Regions from separate parts of the Homo sapiens genome. Here region 2 is linked to region 1. Evidence: chromatin loops called from intact Hi-C (ENCODE). Cell type or tissue: heart right ventricle. All regions are shown on one strand. Each heading gives the region's core, and the rest is flanking DNA. Links, peaks and the distances in the headings are about the cores only.

The links. A loop is a pair of places that touch in the nucleus more often than their neighbours do. Peaks named below come from ENCODE experiments on the same cell type or tissue, not always from the same donor. Only the 100,000 strongest peaks of a DNase experiment are listed, where the experiment ranks them.
Region 2: a loop joins it to region 1, with 2.8 times the contacts of the local background. A loop is called at or near these places in 2 of 110 quality-filtered maps.

The regions. Positions count from the first base shown.
Region 1 is chrX:151,171,029-151,179,527 of GRCh38, forward strand. It overlaps GPR50 (G protein-coupled receptor 50), which reads left to right and starts at 5,556. Exons shown (of 2, transcript NM_004224.3): 1 at 5,556-5,880. The coding sequence starts at 5,694. It overlaps GPR50-AS1 (GPR50 antisense RNA 1), which reads right to left and starts at 6,808. Exons shown (of 3, transcript NR_135300.1): 1 at 6,349-6,808; 2 at 5,767-5,847; 3 at 4,170-5,242. RefSeq lists enhancers at 3,251-4,220, 4,221-5,189. In heart right ventricle, for the core only: no CTCF peak of the experiment used is centred there; no DNase peak of the experiment used is centred there; H3K4me3 peaks cover 557 bases; H3K27me3 peaks cover 5,211 bases.
Region 2 is chrX:151,356,407-151,364,905 of GRCh38, forward strand. No RefSeq gene overlaps it. Among named protein-coding and RNA genes, the nearest start is that of VMA21, 37 kb to the right of the region's middle. In heart right ventricle, for the core only: a CTCF peak has its summit at 4,035 (motif pointing left); no DNase peak of the experiment used is centred there.

The sequences.
Region 1 (8,499 bases), core at 288-8,287:
GGTAAAGTAAATGTGACCAGACGCAGTCTGATTAGGAAAAAAATCAGTACCTGTCCCAAACTGCTCTTGAGTTGGCTAATGTTGTGACTTGGCTTGTTCTCGGTTCCAATGACTTCATTCCTGCCTAAATCCCTACTCAGTTCCTTTGAAGATTCAACCTTACCATTGGAGTCTTGGCCCCACTTTCGACCTGGAACCAGAGCTCCCTTAGCCTGGACTGGCCCCACGCTCCGTTGAAACCCAGTTTCTCCTGCCTGAGCTCTCCCAGCCACCTATGCACTTGGGATCTCACCTATTTCTAGGCCAACCATACTTCCTACTTTCATACTGAAACGATGTAAAGGAATTTGATTGTTCTTTCTTGTGGAAAAAGATACAAACTGTGTCAGTGAAGCATCTCGGGGGTTGTGGGGGGCAGTGAAAAGGCAAGTCACTCTGTATGTCCCTTTCCATCTGACACACTCACAGGGGCCTGGGATGCTAGTGTGTGCCCATTGGTTGGCTTCTGCCAGGAATTGGAGCCTGGGTGTGCTAGGTGCAGAGTCTCCTGATATCGCAGAGAGCCCCTGTTCTCAATGGAAGTGCAACAGAGTAGAGTCTAGACAGAGTATTAGAAACTTTCAGGATAATAATCATGATAATAGCCAGTGGTTTTTGAATGCTTTTTCTGTTCTGGGTAGTGTTCTCAGTGCTTATATGCATTATCTCATTTAACTTTCCTATCAACCCTATGATGAGGCACTGTGATTATCTGCATTTTATAGTGAGGTGGCTGAGACACAGAGACGCTAAGTAACTTGCCCAAGGTCACATATCTGACTAGTAGTAAAGCTGGGTTCTGGGCTTGTTTTTACTTTCAAGAATTGAGTCAAATGTAGTCCCACTTCATTAAGCTGCTGGGATGGGAGGAGCAGGAGGGGCAGGGCCTGGATGGGTGAAGCAGCCAAGAGGCTCCTATGTAACTTCCTATGAAGAGGTAGTTGTCTCCAAACATGTGGAAACAAATTGAGAATGTTCTGCTTGTATTCAAGCTGAAAGACATTTTCATTCTTATTGGGTTTGCATCAAATTCTCATTTTGCTAGTCTTATACATTAGAGTATCAACCAATGGTCCCATGTAGCTTTAACAAATGATCTAATAAATTGAGAGAAGCATTGGCCAGAGAAAGTTGGAGTGCTTGGAACAGGCCTTGGCTGGCTGTCCAGCTCCACCTGGGGGAGACGGGAGGTGTGAGCTGGCACTAAGAGGCCCTCTGCCTGTCTAACTTGGACCAGGGTTGCTTGGGGCTAAAAGAGAGCCCAAAATGTTCATAGCAGCATTATTCACAATAGTCAAAAGTGGAAAGAACTCAAGCATCCACCAATGAATGAGTAAATGAAATGTGGTGTATCTATACAATGGAATATTATTCAGCCATAAAAAGGAATGAAGTGTTGACCTATGCTACTACATTGATGAACCTGAAAACATTATGCTAAGGGAAAAAAGCCAGATGCAAAGGCCACATATTGTGAGATTCTGTTTTGGTGAAATGTCCAGAATAGGCAAGTCCATAGAAAGTGAAAGCAGATTTATGGTTTCTAGGAGCTGGAAGGTGGCGGGGAGTCTGGAGTGACTACTAATTGGTATGAGGGTTCTTTTTGGGGTGTTGAAAATGTTCTGAAATTAGATAGTGATGATGATTGCACAACTTTGTGTATATACAAAAAACTACTGAATTCTACACTTTAAAGGGTGAATATTATGGTATATGAGGTATATGAATTACATCTCAATAAAAACAGGCAAACAAACAAAAACCAGAACAACAGCAACAAAAAAGAGAACACAAAGTCCACACTATTAAGACCCAGAGCAAAACACCGTCTTGGCCGGACGCGGTGGCTCACACCTGTAATCCCAGCACTTTGAGGGGCGGAGACGGGCGGATCACAAGATCAGGAGATCGAGACCATCCTGGCTAACATTGTGAAACCCCGCCTCTACTAAAAATACAAAAAATTAGCTGGGCGTGTTGGCAGGTGCCTGTAGTCCCAGAGCTACTCGGGAGGCTGAGGCAGGAGAATGGCGTGAACCCAGGAGGCAGAGCTTGCAGTGAGCCGAGATCGCGCCACTGCACTCCAGCCTGGGCGACAGAGCAAGACTCCATCTCAAAAAAACAAAAACAAAAACAACAACAAAAAAACAAAAACAAGCGAACAAACAAAACAAACAAACAAACAAAAACCACTGTCTGATGAAGCTGGGTTGTGGGAGAAAGACCTTGAGCTGAGAGGGAATCCAGCCTGGATTTAAGCCTTGGCATGACCTTGGACAAGTTCTTTCACCTCTCTGGGGCCTCAGTTTTCTTATCTATTTAATGACATTGTGAGAAAACATTTTCCCAATGAACTTTTGAAAACTATAATATGCTTATTTAAAACTGTACTCACTAGTTACAAGCAAGGCATTATTATAGTGCTGGAGGGTTAAACAGAGAGCTTAGAACGTTTGATAAAAGGTAACCTTCCATCATTGCCGATGTAAATCAGGGAACTGAAGATGCAGGCAGTACCCTCATGTGCTCAGAAGGATTACCCATTCCTGAGCAGAAACTGCTCACTTGCCCTCTCATTCCTCTGGGAATATTCCAGGTTTCCTCTATTTGGATTGGATATCTTAATAGCTTTAAAATCTCAAATAAAGGGTTTATGTCCACTCCAGTTATTTAGGGCTTCCTAACAAGCCTTTTAGAAAGAGACTTAATTAAAAATCCAGTGGAATCTTAAACCATGCACATTACACTCTATCCAATAAAGGACTCCCCCTTAACTCTTCCAAAGCAATTGAACTTACTGCACGAGACTTGTTTTGCCTTTGCAAACAGGGACCGATTTTCTCCCTCATATGTATCCTTATAACTGATTCAATATCTGATTTTCTTTTTTCTTTTTTTTTTTGAGACGGGGTCTTGCTTTGTCGCCCAGGCTGGAGTGCAGTGGCGGGATCTCGGCTCACTATAAGCTCCACCTCCCGGGTTCACGCCATTCTCCTGCTTCAGCCTCCCTAGTAGCTGGGACTACAGGCGCCCGCCACCACGCCCGGCTAATTTTTTTGTCAATATCTGATTTTCTTAGTACTGGGGCCATGTTCAGAATCTTTATTAAGACGAGTTCATAAAAATAAGAAAATTATTTTAACCGGATACATAATTCTGTCCCCCTAGATCATTAAAATATTCACCTTTTCCACTTGTCTAGTATTGAAAAACCAAGTCCCACCAGGTCACAGTCAAGTAGTGTCCAAGCAGGGGTAGGGGCCAGGGAGTCAGCTCACCCTTGCTCTCCTGCCTGCTCCTCAATCCCAGGGATGTTCAGGCCACATCCGCGGGGAATTCCCGGGGGCTCTAGCCACCTCATCTCAGAAGTGCAGTACACTGGAGTGTAGCAATGCCTGCAAGGTTTGCAAGCTCTCCTTACAGGTTTGTTTGGGGCAGGGGGAGTCTAGTGTCTTAAGTCACTAGAAGGTGTGTTTCGTTTTTTCCTTCAAATGTATTTTGTTTACTTATTTGAATTCAAAATCGCCCCTTCCCACAAGTGAAGGGATCCAAACTCTCGGGGAACCAGCAAGAACAGCCTGATGTGCATCCTACAAAATACTCCACTGCGCGGACGGGCTTTTGACTGACAGCCTCTTTACAGGGCGCACAGCTGTGTGGGGAGGACAGCGGAGCCCCTTCACTGTCTGCACTTACGGAAAAAAATGCGAGCGCGCGCGGCCGGGAGTTCCAGCCAGCGAGGGGCAGTGAGATAATGAATGTGAAAAGCCTCCAGGCGGGAGATTGTAATTCGCGCCGGATTCAGTTCACAGACGCGAAAGCCGCAGGATTGGGGTGGGGGCTTCATTTTCAAACAAGGAGACACATTTCCAGTTTAGGCTTTATAGCTAGAGACAGTGTGTGCAATCTTGGTTTTCAACAGTGTCTGTTTTTTTCGTTAAAGGTATCTGAATGTTGAAGTTCGTCGCGTAACAGGCCCCTACTACCTACCCCGCCTTGTCCGTCCCCCCACCCACCCCGGGGCAAGAGGGCTGCTGTGTCCAGACGATGGCGCTCCCGGCCAGTGCAACCCCTCTCCCCTACTGTGGCAAGAAGACTAGTCTGGAACAAGTTTCAAGGTGTTTACTGAGATTTTGAAAGGCTTCTCGACAGGAGCCGTAACTTTTAGTAGCCGGCAGAAATCCATTCCCGTGACCAAGGTTATTGAGGGAACGAGTGTCCGAATCACGCCCCTTTAGTTTTGCCCGAATATTCGAATTTTCCGTGGTCCCCGCGGAGCGAGATCCTGGGCGCACCGCAGGGGAACTGTGACGCACGGGGACAGAGATCCGCGGTGTGGAGGGCGAGGGGGGAGGCCTGAGAGGGATGGGGTCGAAACGAGAACCCCAGAAGGGCATGGGAAAGGAGAAAGACCGAGAGGAATCCTGACTGAGGCAGGGATCGCCGGTCAGCCAGAGGCTTCTTGGTTTAGCCGCGTGACACCTCCGCACCTTTCCCGCGGCTGCGGCGCAGCTCCTTCAGCCTTCCTGACTGCCCCGTGCCGCTCAGTAGAGAATGCCGAGCATCCCGAGAGGGAGAGGCGTCAGAGCCTCTCGTCCTGAGTTTCCTTGAGAAGCGGGGACCCAAGAGAAGAGCTTTATTGCCTGTTTTACTTTTTCCCAAAGCGTCCCTTGGCTTCCGCCGCCTGGCTGCCGGCAGCTGGAAAGGAGACGAGCTCCCGCTCCCGTTCGCCCCCAAACTGAGGACCGAGTGGCCACCAATGCCTTCCCTAGGTCCCAGGGTGCAGACCCGCTCCCCACTTCCAGAGTCGGGCGCAGGGTACATCTCTTTATGGAGAGTGCAAGACCTGGACCGGACTGAGCGGCTACTCGCAGCTGCCGCTAAGGGAGCCAAGAGGCTCCTGGCGAGAAAGGGAGCGGGGTTAAGTTCCCTAGGGATTAGGGACCCAGATTGGGGGTGGGAGCTCCCAGCAGTAGTCCCCTGTTCCCCGCGGGACACAGAAGGCTCTAGACAGGCAAGGGCATGGGGCGTGGGATGGACCTCACAAGGATACTTGCAGAGGCAAGCATCTAGCGTTCAAGGGGCCACCGGCTATCCCCTATACCCTGCTGGGGGCTGTGGACTGGCTTGGTCTAGCACTGGATCCTATGAAAGACTCTGTGCTCCGGCTCTGCAATCTACATCTCTTTGCCAGGTGTTTGCACTGGAGGAGAGAGGGAGAAGAACTTGCTAGAAACGAATGCACAGGGGCTGGTGGAGGGGGTGTGGGGTGGACTCCGAGCTAGTCATGATGCTTGCAAGGTACCTGGGAGATTGAGAGGCAGGGCAGGCTGGCTAGAGAGGAAGTACATACAAGGCAGTCGGAAGCAAGATGACACCTCAATGTGGATTTGTCCAATAAGAGGGGGTAGCCAAGGGGGGGGTATTCAGGGAGGTCTGATTGGTCGGGGGGAGGGATTTGGGGTGGGGCTAGCCGCCTCTTGAGGCTTTAAAAGCTCATCGGAGAGGGGCGGGATGCTGTCATTTGCTCTCTGACTCTCAGAGAGGGAGGCACGCTTTCCTGGAGCTCCTGGTGACAGAACAGGTGTTTGCTGTCTGGACCTGGCTGCTGATCCTGAGCCTGCTGGGAGATCTTAACGATCCCCAGGAGCAACATGGGGCCCACCCTAGCGGTTCCCACCCCCTATGGCTGTATTGGCTGTAAGCTACCCCAGCCAGAATACCCACCGGCTCTAATCATCTTTATGTTCTGCGCGATGGTTATCACCATCGTTGTAGACCTAATCGGCAACTCCATGGTCATTTTGGCTGTGACGAAGAACAAGAAGCTCCGGAATTCTGGTAAGCCACCCCTTCTTCTCCCTACCCAGTGTGCAGAGACTTGCAACCCCTAGGGCGTTAGTTTTTGAGCTCCCCGAATAGAGAATCTATGGACAGTGCCCTCATATTGAACATCCCTGCTCCCAAATTCCCCGCAAGCCTGGGGGTGGTAGTATTCTGTCCCGGCCCTCTAAACGTGGAGGTTCTCAAGGCCGAGAGAGCACAGAGAATTAGCTTTGGGCATCCAAGTACAAAGCGTTCCCGTGGTGCGCGGCAGCCCGAGGATCCCTGTCCCGTCGGGGCCTGATGCGGAGGGAGCCGGCACCCGAGCGGGAGAGTCAGGCGATTCGCCCGGGGACAGCAAGCCGAGCCGGACGCCGCAAGGGCGGCCGCGCTGAGGCAGCGCGGACCGAACTGACGCGGAGGGAGCAGCGGGGCTGCGACCTGCTCTGTGAAAGTTAAGTTCGCGGCGGCCGCGGCGGCCCTTACCAGAGCGCAACGCAGTGGCCTCTCCCTAGCCGGGCCAAGAGCCCGCTCGCCGCGGCCCTGGGGCTCCAGGACGGCTCCCGGGCAGATCCCGGGCGGCGGAGCACAGACCCCCGCGCCCGAGAATCGAGCAGGGAGGTCTGAGCCCGCCGGAGCCGAGCTCCGTCCGCCCGTCCCAGGGCGAACGGCAGAGAGAGGCAAGCGGCGGGTCGGGCACAGCAGGCGGTGGCAGCGACGGCGGCGGCAGCGGAGATCCCAAGGTCCGTAAGCGGGGAACTGGGGGGTCGCAGGGCGGGCCGGCCAAGAGGCTTGGGAGCTGGGCGTTGCTGGGGGTGGAGGGATAGAAGGCAGCAAAACCGAGTAGGGATTGGCGGGAGGGCGACGGGAGAGCTCAGAGGCGGCGATGGGGGACTCAGAGAGGCTGCAAAGGGCTGGGGTCTGGGAGCCGCAGGCGGGACTTCCCCCGCTGCTAGCCACTGCCGAGCGGGAGGAGGCCGGGGGCCGGGGGCCGGCGGCGAGCAGGGCAGGAGGGAAGCGTGGGAGGATGCCGGGCGCTGCGACCTGTGCTGGGGGTGGGGGCGGCAGACACTGCAGAGCAGCTAGTCCGGCTTACAGGTTGGGCGGGAGAGGGCTCTGGAAGGGAGGGGAAGGGGCAAAGGCGCCCAAACTCCGAGTTCAGGCCGGGGGAGGGAGGGGCGGCGCCTGGAATTTCCACCGCCAGATTCTCGATCGGCTGGGGCTAGGAGTGGGGACCGAAGGGGGTCTGAGAGGGTGGGGAGACCAGCTGGATTCTCCCGGGCAGGGCGTGGGGGAGAGGTGGCGGCCGGGGTCTGGGGGATTACTTTGCTTGGGCAAGGAGTCACGAACACTGAACAAGTTTAAAAACGCACTGACTGGCACACAGTCATTAAAAGTTTTCTTACAAAGTCTGGTGGGTGTCTCCGATTTCTCCTTCGTCTCCTGGAATCGTGGGGCCATACACTAGGTCTTCACCTTCACCCCCGCGGTGCGGTCCCGAGGTGCAAACCCACGGAATCCTGGGGGCGACCTGCGAAGCCCATTTTATTCCCTTTAGATTTCTTTTCTTTCTTTTTCTCCTTCTCCTTCCTTCCTTCTATAATTCAAATAAAGGCTTTTATGGTTGTTGTGGTTTTGTTTTTAAGGCTTTGCCCCTTCTCTTTTCGGCTGTATTTCCCTGAATTCATTACTCTGCCGGAAAACCATAGAAAGAACCTCTTCGGTAGAAAGTGCTGAGGCCGAGTGCTGACAGCGCTGGAGGAAGGAGGAAGAAGGAGCCATACCTTTGCCCTTTTCAAAAGCGCTCATTTTCTCCTAGTCCAAGATGAAGTGCAATATTTTGCCAAACCAATGCTAATTAGCAACGAGGTGTCTCCAAAGAAAGAGGGCTCTGCGCCTGCACCTGGCCTCTTCCTTCTCTTTTTTGTGAAAGGTTTTACAAAAAAGTTCCCACCTCAGCCCTACAAGACCGGAGTGGGGGTGACCCTTCTTCTCTATCCTGTTTAACCTGAAGGCTCCAGTAAAGTTCAGTGCCCGGCGCTGGGAGCTCTGTGCAGGGCGCTGAATGTGCCAGTGCGCGGCTCTGCGCGTGGACGTGGACGCGGCATGTAACTGAAACAGGCACTTCTGCTAATCCTTGCAGGATTTTTTCTCCTCCCCCCCACCCCCGCCCACCTCGCGCCACCCTTCCCGCCCGCCCTCTCACTACTTCTTTGGTCTCAGACTAAATTTTACAGGGCTTCCCTGCTTCCCCTCAGTTTTCACTCTTAGGTTACCTCGGAACGGTAAGTATTTGACTTGGCAAGGTTTTAGGTTACTGCTTGATCCCATCGGAAAAGACTGTTTAAGAAGATGGCCTCTAATGCCTTTTCTCAGAATCTTCTCTCTAGTAATGTGTTTATTATAAATGCAATGCTAGGCTATAGGAGGGAGATGGCTAATTTATCTTTTTCTAATTATTTAATTATTTTTAATTTTTTTAGTTTGAGGCTTCCTGACATCCCTCCAGTGTCTCTCCTTGCCCCCCACTCTCCAGCCTCCTTCCTAAAAACAAGTCCCTCTAGCTCACCTCTACTCCCCTCCTCCTTCTCCCTCCCCCTCACCTCCAGTGAAGGAAACGTTTGCATTTTGTTTTTC
Region 2 (8,499 bases), core at 263-8,262, 190 kb after region 1:
ATATGTTTATTGCAGCACTATTTACAATAGCAAAGACACGGAACCGACCCAAATCCCCATCAATGATAGACTGGATAAAGAAAATGGGGTACATATACTCCATGGAATACTATGCAGTCATAAAAAAGAATGAGATCGTGTCCTTTGCAGGGACATGGATGAAGCTGGAAGCCATCATCCTCAGCAAACTAACACAGGAACAGAAAACCAAACACCACATGTTCTCACCCATAAGTGGGAGTTGAACAATGAAAACACTTGGACACAGGGAGGGGAACAACACACACTGGGGCCTGTCGGGGGATGGGAGGCAAGGGGAGGGAGAGCATTAGGACAAATACCTTATGTATGTGGGGCTTAAAACTTATATGACGGGTTGTCAGGTGCAGCAAACCACCATGGCACATGTATACCGATGTAACAAACCTGCACAGTCTGCACATGTATCCCAGAACTTATGAAAAAAAAAAAGTGCCTGTGTCTTGTGTTCCAGCTGGTAGATGCTGTACTGCAGCAGATGGGTTTGCTTATTTCCTCCCTTCCTCCCATTTTCTCCCACCCTCCCTTCCTCCCATTTTCTCCCACCCTCCCTTCCTCCCAGCTTCTCTTCCTTCTTTTCTCCCTTTCTCCTTTGTCCCTTCCTCTCTTTTTTCTTTTATTTCTCATTCCCTCTTCCCTCCGTCCCTTCCTTTCTTCCTTCCTTCCTTCTTTCTTCTTTTCTTTCAAGATTATTATTTCCACTTGATGTCAATACTTGCTTCCAATTTTAATTCCGTGCATGCAGACTGCAATCCTCTTACACCATGGAATGACGGAATTATCATAGGAGTTCATTGACGACAATTTCCCTTAAGACAGTACATAGGAAGGAGAGTCTTGAATTCTTCAAGGAATTTCCCACAATTAATTAAGAGGTGAGTGAATGCAGGCTATCCACCTGACATAAGCCAATATACATAACTTTTAACTGTCGCCCATGTGTCTTTTATACACCTCTCTGTACTTTTCAGCCTCTTCTTGCCCATGTTTCGGTATGATTTTTTTCTTTTAACTTATCTTCCAGCTTATTGACCTTCCTTCAGCTATGTCTAATCTGCTGCTAAACTCATATATCAAACAGTTTTTTCAGTTACTTTATCTTTCAGTACTGGAATTTCCATTTAATTTTTCTATATGACTCCTAGTTCTCTCCTGATAATCTTTAATTAGCCATGTGATTTCTGGAACCTACTAATCATAGTTATTTTAAAGCCCATGTCTGACAAGTCTAAAAGCTGTATCTTGTATGGATAAGATTTTATCATTTATTTTTTTCTCTTGGTTTTGGGACATGTGATTTTGTTTCCTGGTATGCTTGATAATTTTTAATTAAATACTAGACTTTGTTTATGCATATATCAAAAGATAATCTGAGGAGCCAGACGATGTCTTCTTGAAGAGAATTTACTCTGCCTTCTCACAGGTAATAAGGGTAGGAGCAGATCACCTAAATCTAAGGAAATCGTGAGCTTATTCAAGGCTGGGCTTCAATCTTTGCAAGAATTAGTAACTTTCTTCTTCACTCCTAATCCTAGTTGTAGCCCTTTAAGGGATCCCAACCTAAAACCTGTTTACAAGATCTGCTCCTTGGTGGGCCCTAATTGCCAATGTTCGTCCCTCCAACCTCAAAAGACTGTGGAAATCTACTCAGCCCCCTGGCCTCTTAGCCACTGCTTGGAATTGGCAAAAGCTTTTAGTAGAAAAGTTGTGTCAAATGTCAGGCTCACCTCTCTGTCTCCCTTCTTTTCTGGCATCTTGGTCTCTTTAGTCCTTGCTGCATTGGTAGCTCCCTACTGTCTTCAAATGTATTTTTTCCCCCCAAATCTTGTTTAGCTATTCTAGTTGTTCTCAGCAAAAAAGGTCTGTCTGCAAAAAGGAATTCTGGCTTTATCAGTAAATTTCCTCCTATGTCATTTAGCCTTGACTCTAGTAATATTTGGTAATTTTAGGCAGCACAATAGATCTTCAGCTCATCTTGCATATTTTCTTCCAGAGACCTGGAATAAACCATTTTCAAGGAGCTCTGGCGTGTTTCAATGAGAAATAGTATTTAAAGACCACTAGCTGGGCATTAGGAATGTTCTTTATTACTGGCTTGCATTATATCTTTGTCTTTTCAGTGGACAGAGCTAGAAAAATTACACCTTTTGGAGAGCAAAAACTAAGGAGTTCATACTGAAAATTTCAATTAATGAAAAAGACTATAGTGCATTTTACTTAATATCTTTTATCTGTAATGGATATCATTTTTCTCTTATGCTGAAAATCATTTTTCCTAATGGCATTAACATATATATCATTTGTTTTATTCTAATATTATGTGTGCTGAAATAACAATACCATCATAACTACTAACAAAAAACTAAATGTAATTTAACATTTCTTTCTGTTTGTCTTCAATATATATTCCACCAGGGATATACAGTCAAAACACTATGTTTCAAAAGTCTTCAAATTATTCTGTTTTGTATGATTATGCCATCAACTTGATATACAGAAAGATTCATTTATTTGAATTTGTTTTCAGCTTTATGGGATTGTTTTTTTCTCTTTGATTTGATTTTGTTTTTAAATTGTATGAAATATTAAATGGCTGTAAGTTCCAAAGTATAAAACAAAAGAAATTTAGCTTCCATCTCTGTTTCCTCTCCCCATTCTCTATTCTCTCTTTCTCTTCACCTACAGGCAGCACATTTTTGTTACTTTTTGATTTATTCTTTCACATTAAAATATACGTATTTTACTATTTTACACATATACTTATATGGAGACAGAGAGAGAGAGAGAGAGAGAGAGAGAGAGAGAGAGAGATTGCCACATTTGGGACAAAATCTAGATTCCATCCTTAATGCTTCTCTTTTCCTTACCCTACAAATTCTATCAATCAATAAATCCTAGGGCTACCTCCAAAGTATATCTCAAGTCCAAGGAGAGCTACCTTCATCTCCTGCCTGGAGGGCAGCAACAGCCTCCAGCTGCTCTTACCCCTGCACCTCCCGCCTCCCAACACACTTTCCCTGCTGCAGCCAGAGGCAACCTTTCAAAGCATTTTGCAAAGAGAGGACTAATCTGCTCTTTCCTGCTGTCAGCCCTTACTGGGACCTGAAGGCGGAGCAAGCCCCTGAACCCTGCATCCAGCATGGATCAGACTCCCGCCTTCTTCTCCTAGCCTGCTTCCCACCCCTTGCTAACATGCACCCTAGACTGCCAGCCACACTGAAACCTGTGCCTGGATACACTCCTGAGAACATGCTAGATCTTCCCAACTGGAATGCTTTTCCCTGAGCCTCAGTTGGATGCACTCACAGCACAATCCTGTTTTTAAATCCTCATATTTGGCATGACTTTATAGTTGTCCGGTAAGAAAAGACAGTATCAGAGAGGGACAGAAACTTGCTTAAGTTCCTACAAGAGTTTTTCCCACTTGTTCGTTGAACAAACTGTTCTTGAGCTGTGTACCAAGGTCTCTCCTTAGACATGTAGAAAATGGAGATGATTTTGCTTGGAGCTGCCTTACCCCCAGGCGGTCCTGGCTGTGAAAGACCTTATCTAACACAAATTGTGAAGACAGAGGCACTGCCTTGAGCACCTGAAAGAGCATCTGCTGAGTGTCCTTACCAATCCCAGCCCTTTCCGGCGCCCCGCCCTTCGCCTGTCTGGCCTAGTTCTCAAGGTCAGCTGGCAGGCGAACTAGCCAGCGAACTGTCCTTCCTGCTGCTGTTGGGGTGATTTATAAAGAGCCTCGGCTGTGACTCCTTCATGATGGCCTTGTCCGTGGAGCCTCAGCCACACCTGCCCTTTTAAAGAAGGCGGCGTGTAGTTCCGTGCCAAGGACTGCGGCGAAACCAAGCTGGTGTCCTCACCACCAGCAACCTCTCCCTGCATCCCATTGCCCAGGTTCCTGGAGCCCCACGACGACCAGGGTGCCCAAAGAGCCCCGGAGCGTATCCCAGCCTGTGCCCTCCAGGCGGCACAGAACGGCTCCGCAGTGCCACCTAGAGGCTTCCAGCGCCAGCCAGAGGAGAGAGTTTTTGTCTCTGCGGGCTTTGGGGGCTAGCTGGGCAATGGCTAGCACTTTGGAGGTTTGGTACCAGGGTGAGCTACATTTGGAGAAGTTCATTTCTGGATGTATGGCTGTACATTCAACCCCCTCGGAGCCTGTCTCCTGTAGCTACCTCTCCACCCCTAGTGCACACACTTAGGGCCAGTGTGACTCACAGCTCTGGAGAAACCCAAGAGCTGCCTCCAAACCTCTAGTCTTAACCAAATGGCAGAAACAGGAGAGCAAGTCCTGCAACATACCCCAGTGCAAGAGTTGTTCAGTAGATGAGATAAAGATAGCATTCCCAACAGAACCGAAGTGAAGGGACCATCAGTGAGATTGTTGGGACAGCTAGCTAGCCATTTCTAAAAAGGACATTGAAACTTCCACCTTGCACCATGCCCTCAAATTACATCCTGGTGGATTGAAGAGTGCAATGTCATACTAGAAGAAAATATTGGTACCTATTTGTATAGGCTTGGAGTGGGGAGGATATTCCAAATATAATACCAAGCACAGAAACTATAAAGGAAAAAGACTGATAAATTTGACTCAAAATTTAAAATCTTTTGTGCATTAAAAAAAAAAACTATTGATAAACTTAAAAGCCAAAATAATGTACTTGGAAAATGACCACACATCTGAAAGACAGTGACTAATATCCTTAATATATAGGGAGCTTTTACAAATCAATAGGAAAAAGACAAACGCTCCAGTGGGAAGATAGGAAAAATGCATGAACAAGCAATTCATGAAAAGACAAACAGATTACTAGGAACATTAAGAAATGTTCGGCCTTAGTAGTAATCAAGGGAATGCTAATTAAAACCACACAGAGATTATATTGTTTTCAACTACCAAATGAACAAAAATTTCAACGAGAACTAACTCATGGAGGGGACAGATAAAGCAGAGATCAGGCCTGCCGACACACGGCTATGGGAGGGAGCGGTGGCAAGGCTTTTCTGGAAGGCAACTTGGTGTCATGGAGTAAAAGCCTTAACAAATATTGCACATCTCTGTGCTCAGCAGTGTCACTTTAAAAAACTTATCCTAAAGACACAATGTGTGGAAAGATATAACTGGTCAGGGATGTTTGCAGTAGTCTTGTTTTTAATAAGGGTATAAAAAGGAAACAACCTAAGTAAATATACATTTATTTAAAATAATAAGATAGGTGTCTTCTCATCAACTTGGAAAGGTGTTCATGAGATATCACTAGGTGAGAAACACAAGTTACAAGAAAATTGTATGTATAATATAATTTATTTTATGTAAATAAAAATGATGTATATATTACATGGATAAAAACAGATTGAGTCATGCAGCACAATATTAACAATGATTGCCTTGAGAGGGAATAGAGATTATGCATTGCCTTTTTTACTTTTTTTGGCTTATTGATATTTTTATTTCAACATAGAAATATCCATACTGGCTCTTTTCTTGCCTTTACTTTTTCTTTTACTTTCTTAGAATTTTTTTTTAATTATAAGAATAATACAGGCTTGTCGTAAAAATTCAAACCCAACAAAAGTATATAGAGGCTTTCCCTCTGACCACCCCATTCCCCAGAGAGGACCATTGTGAACAGGTTGGTATATATATTTTCCAGACATTTGTATGCACATATAAACATATATGCATGTGTATATTTTAATATAAATAGGATCACACTGTATACACTGTGCTGTAACCTGCTTTTTTCACTAAATAGTATGTCATGAACATCTTTCTATGTCAATACACATAGATCTGCCTTATGTTTTTTAAAAAAATATGCTTTTCAACAGCTGCATATTATTACCTTGTACAGATATATTCAAATCTTTACTTTCTGATTTATCTACATTGATACGTACCATTTGTGTAATGAAAATATAAAAAAATGTTTTGTTGGAAAAAACAAAAAAAGAAAGAGGGAGAAAAGAAGGAAGAGAGTGAAATGATATTGTTTGTTCACCTTCACTTTCATGTGGATTTGGGGCTTTTTCTACTTGGGAGATAGATTTGATTCTAGAAAGCTGTCAGGGTTTGATGAGATGCAGAAAAAGTCTCACTTGCTCCATGATTAAACAAAAAAATCCCGGGGATCTTGGGACTTCTGACGGGCTTTTCCAGTCCAGGTCACCAGGCTTGGAGAGGAGGCCATGTCAGAGCAGAAGTTCTATCTGGGACTCTAATGACATTTACACAAGAAAACAGTAAAACTTAGAAGCAAAATCAATCATAACAACAATTATGGAAGTGAAACAAACCACTTCTTTCTTTTGCTTTTCACCTATATTTATTAACCATTTGTATTTATTCTTTGTTTTTTCCATTTTTCCAGCTTTATTGAGTGTAATCGCCAACTAAAATTGTATAAATTTAAGATGTACAACATGATGATTTGATATACATATATATTGTAAAATGATTACTACAATAAAAGTGGTTAACGCACCCATTACCTCACATTTTGTGTGTGTGTGTGTGTGTGTGTGTGTGTGTGTGTGTGTGTGTGTGTGTGGTGAGAACTTTTAAGATCCATTCTCTGGCCAGGCATGGTGGCTCGCGCCTGTAATCCCAGCACTTTGGGAGGCTGAGGCGAGTGGATCACGAGGTCAGAGTTCGAGACCAGCCTGACCAACATGGTGAAACCCCGTCTCTACTAAAATTACAAAAATTAGCCAGGCGTAGTGGTGCGTGCCTGTAATCTCAGCTACTCAGGAGGCTGAGGCAGGAGAATCACTTGAATCCGGGAGGCAGAGGTTGCAGTGAGCCGAGATTGCGCCACTGCACTTCAGCCCGGGCGACAGAGCAAGACTCCATTTCAAAAAAAAAAAAAAAAAAAAAAGATCTATTCTCTAATCAAATTTCAAGTATATAATATAATATTAGTAACTATAGTCACCAAGATGTACATTAGATCCCCAGAAGTTAATCCACCTTCAAACTGAAAGTTTGTACCCTTTGACCAACATCTGTTCAATTCCCCCACCAGCCAGCCCCCATCACCACCATTCTACTCTCAGTTTCTATGAATCTGGCTTTTTTAGATTCCACATATGAGTGAGATTACACAATAGTTATATTTCTCTGTCTGACTTATTGCACTTAGCATAACGCGGTCAAGTTTCATCCATATTGTTCCAAATAACAGGATTTCCTTTTTTAATGTCTGAACAATATTCTCTCTGTGTGTGTGTATGGTGTGTGTATGTGTGTGTTTCACATTTTTTTAAATCCATTCTTCTGTCGACAGAAATTTTGTTTTTTCCCTCCTTGGCTACTGTGAATAATGCTGAAACAAACATGGGAGTGCAGATATCTCTTTGAGGTACTGAATTCATTCCTTTGGATCTATACCCAGAAGTAGAAGTGTTCGATCATATGATTCTATTTTTAATTTAAGAAACTTCGATACTATTTTCCATAGTGGCTGTACCAATTTACATTCCGACCAACAGTGCAGAAGGGTTCCCTTTTCTCCACATCCTTGACAACACTTATTATCTCTTGTCTTTTTGAGAATATCATCGTAACACGTATGAGGTGATATTTCATTTTAGCTTTGATTTGCATTTTCCTTATGATTACTGATGTTGAGCACCTTTTCATGCACCTATGGGGCATGTGTAAGTCTTCTTTGGAAAAATATCTATTCAAGTTTTTTTTAACTCATTTTAAAATCAGATTATTTATGAGAGTATTTATTTTTGCTATTGAGTTGTATGTGTTCCATATATATTTTGGATATTAATCCATTATCAGATATATGGTTTGCAAATATTTTCTCCCATTCCATAGGTTGCCTGTACATTTTGTTGTTCCCTTTGCTGTGCAGAAGCTTTTCAGCTTAATGTACTCCCACTTGTCTATTTTTGCTTTTGTTGTTTGTGCTTTTGATGTCATATCCAAAAAAAAAAAAAAATCACTGGCAAGACCAGTGTGAAAGAGCTTTTCTCTTATGTTTTATTCTGGGAATTTTATAGTGTCAGGTCTTACATTGAGGTCTTTAATCCATTTTGAATTCAGTTTTGTGAGTGATGTAAATCGTGGTCCAGTTTTTTTCTCTGCATGTGGACATTCAGTTTTTTCAACACCATTTATTGACGAGACTATCCTTTCCTCATTGTGTATTCTTGGCACTCTTGTCAAATACTAGTTGACTGTCTATGGGTGGATTTATTTCTGGGCTCTCAATTCATGAATAGTCTATGTCTGTTTTTGTGCCAGGACCATGCTGTTTTGATTTCTATAGCTTTTAGTATACTTTGAAATTAGGGAGTGTGGTGCCTCCAGCTTTGTTCATCTTTCCCAGGATTGCTTTGCCTATTCAGGTTTTTTTTGTGGTTCCATAGGGATTTTAGAATTGCTTTTTCTAGTCTGTGAAAAATGCTGTTAGGATTTTGATAGAGATTGCATTGAATCTG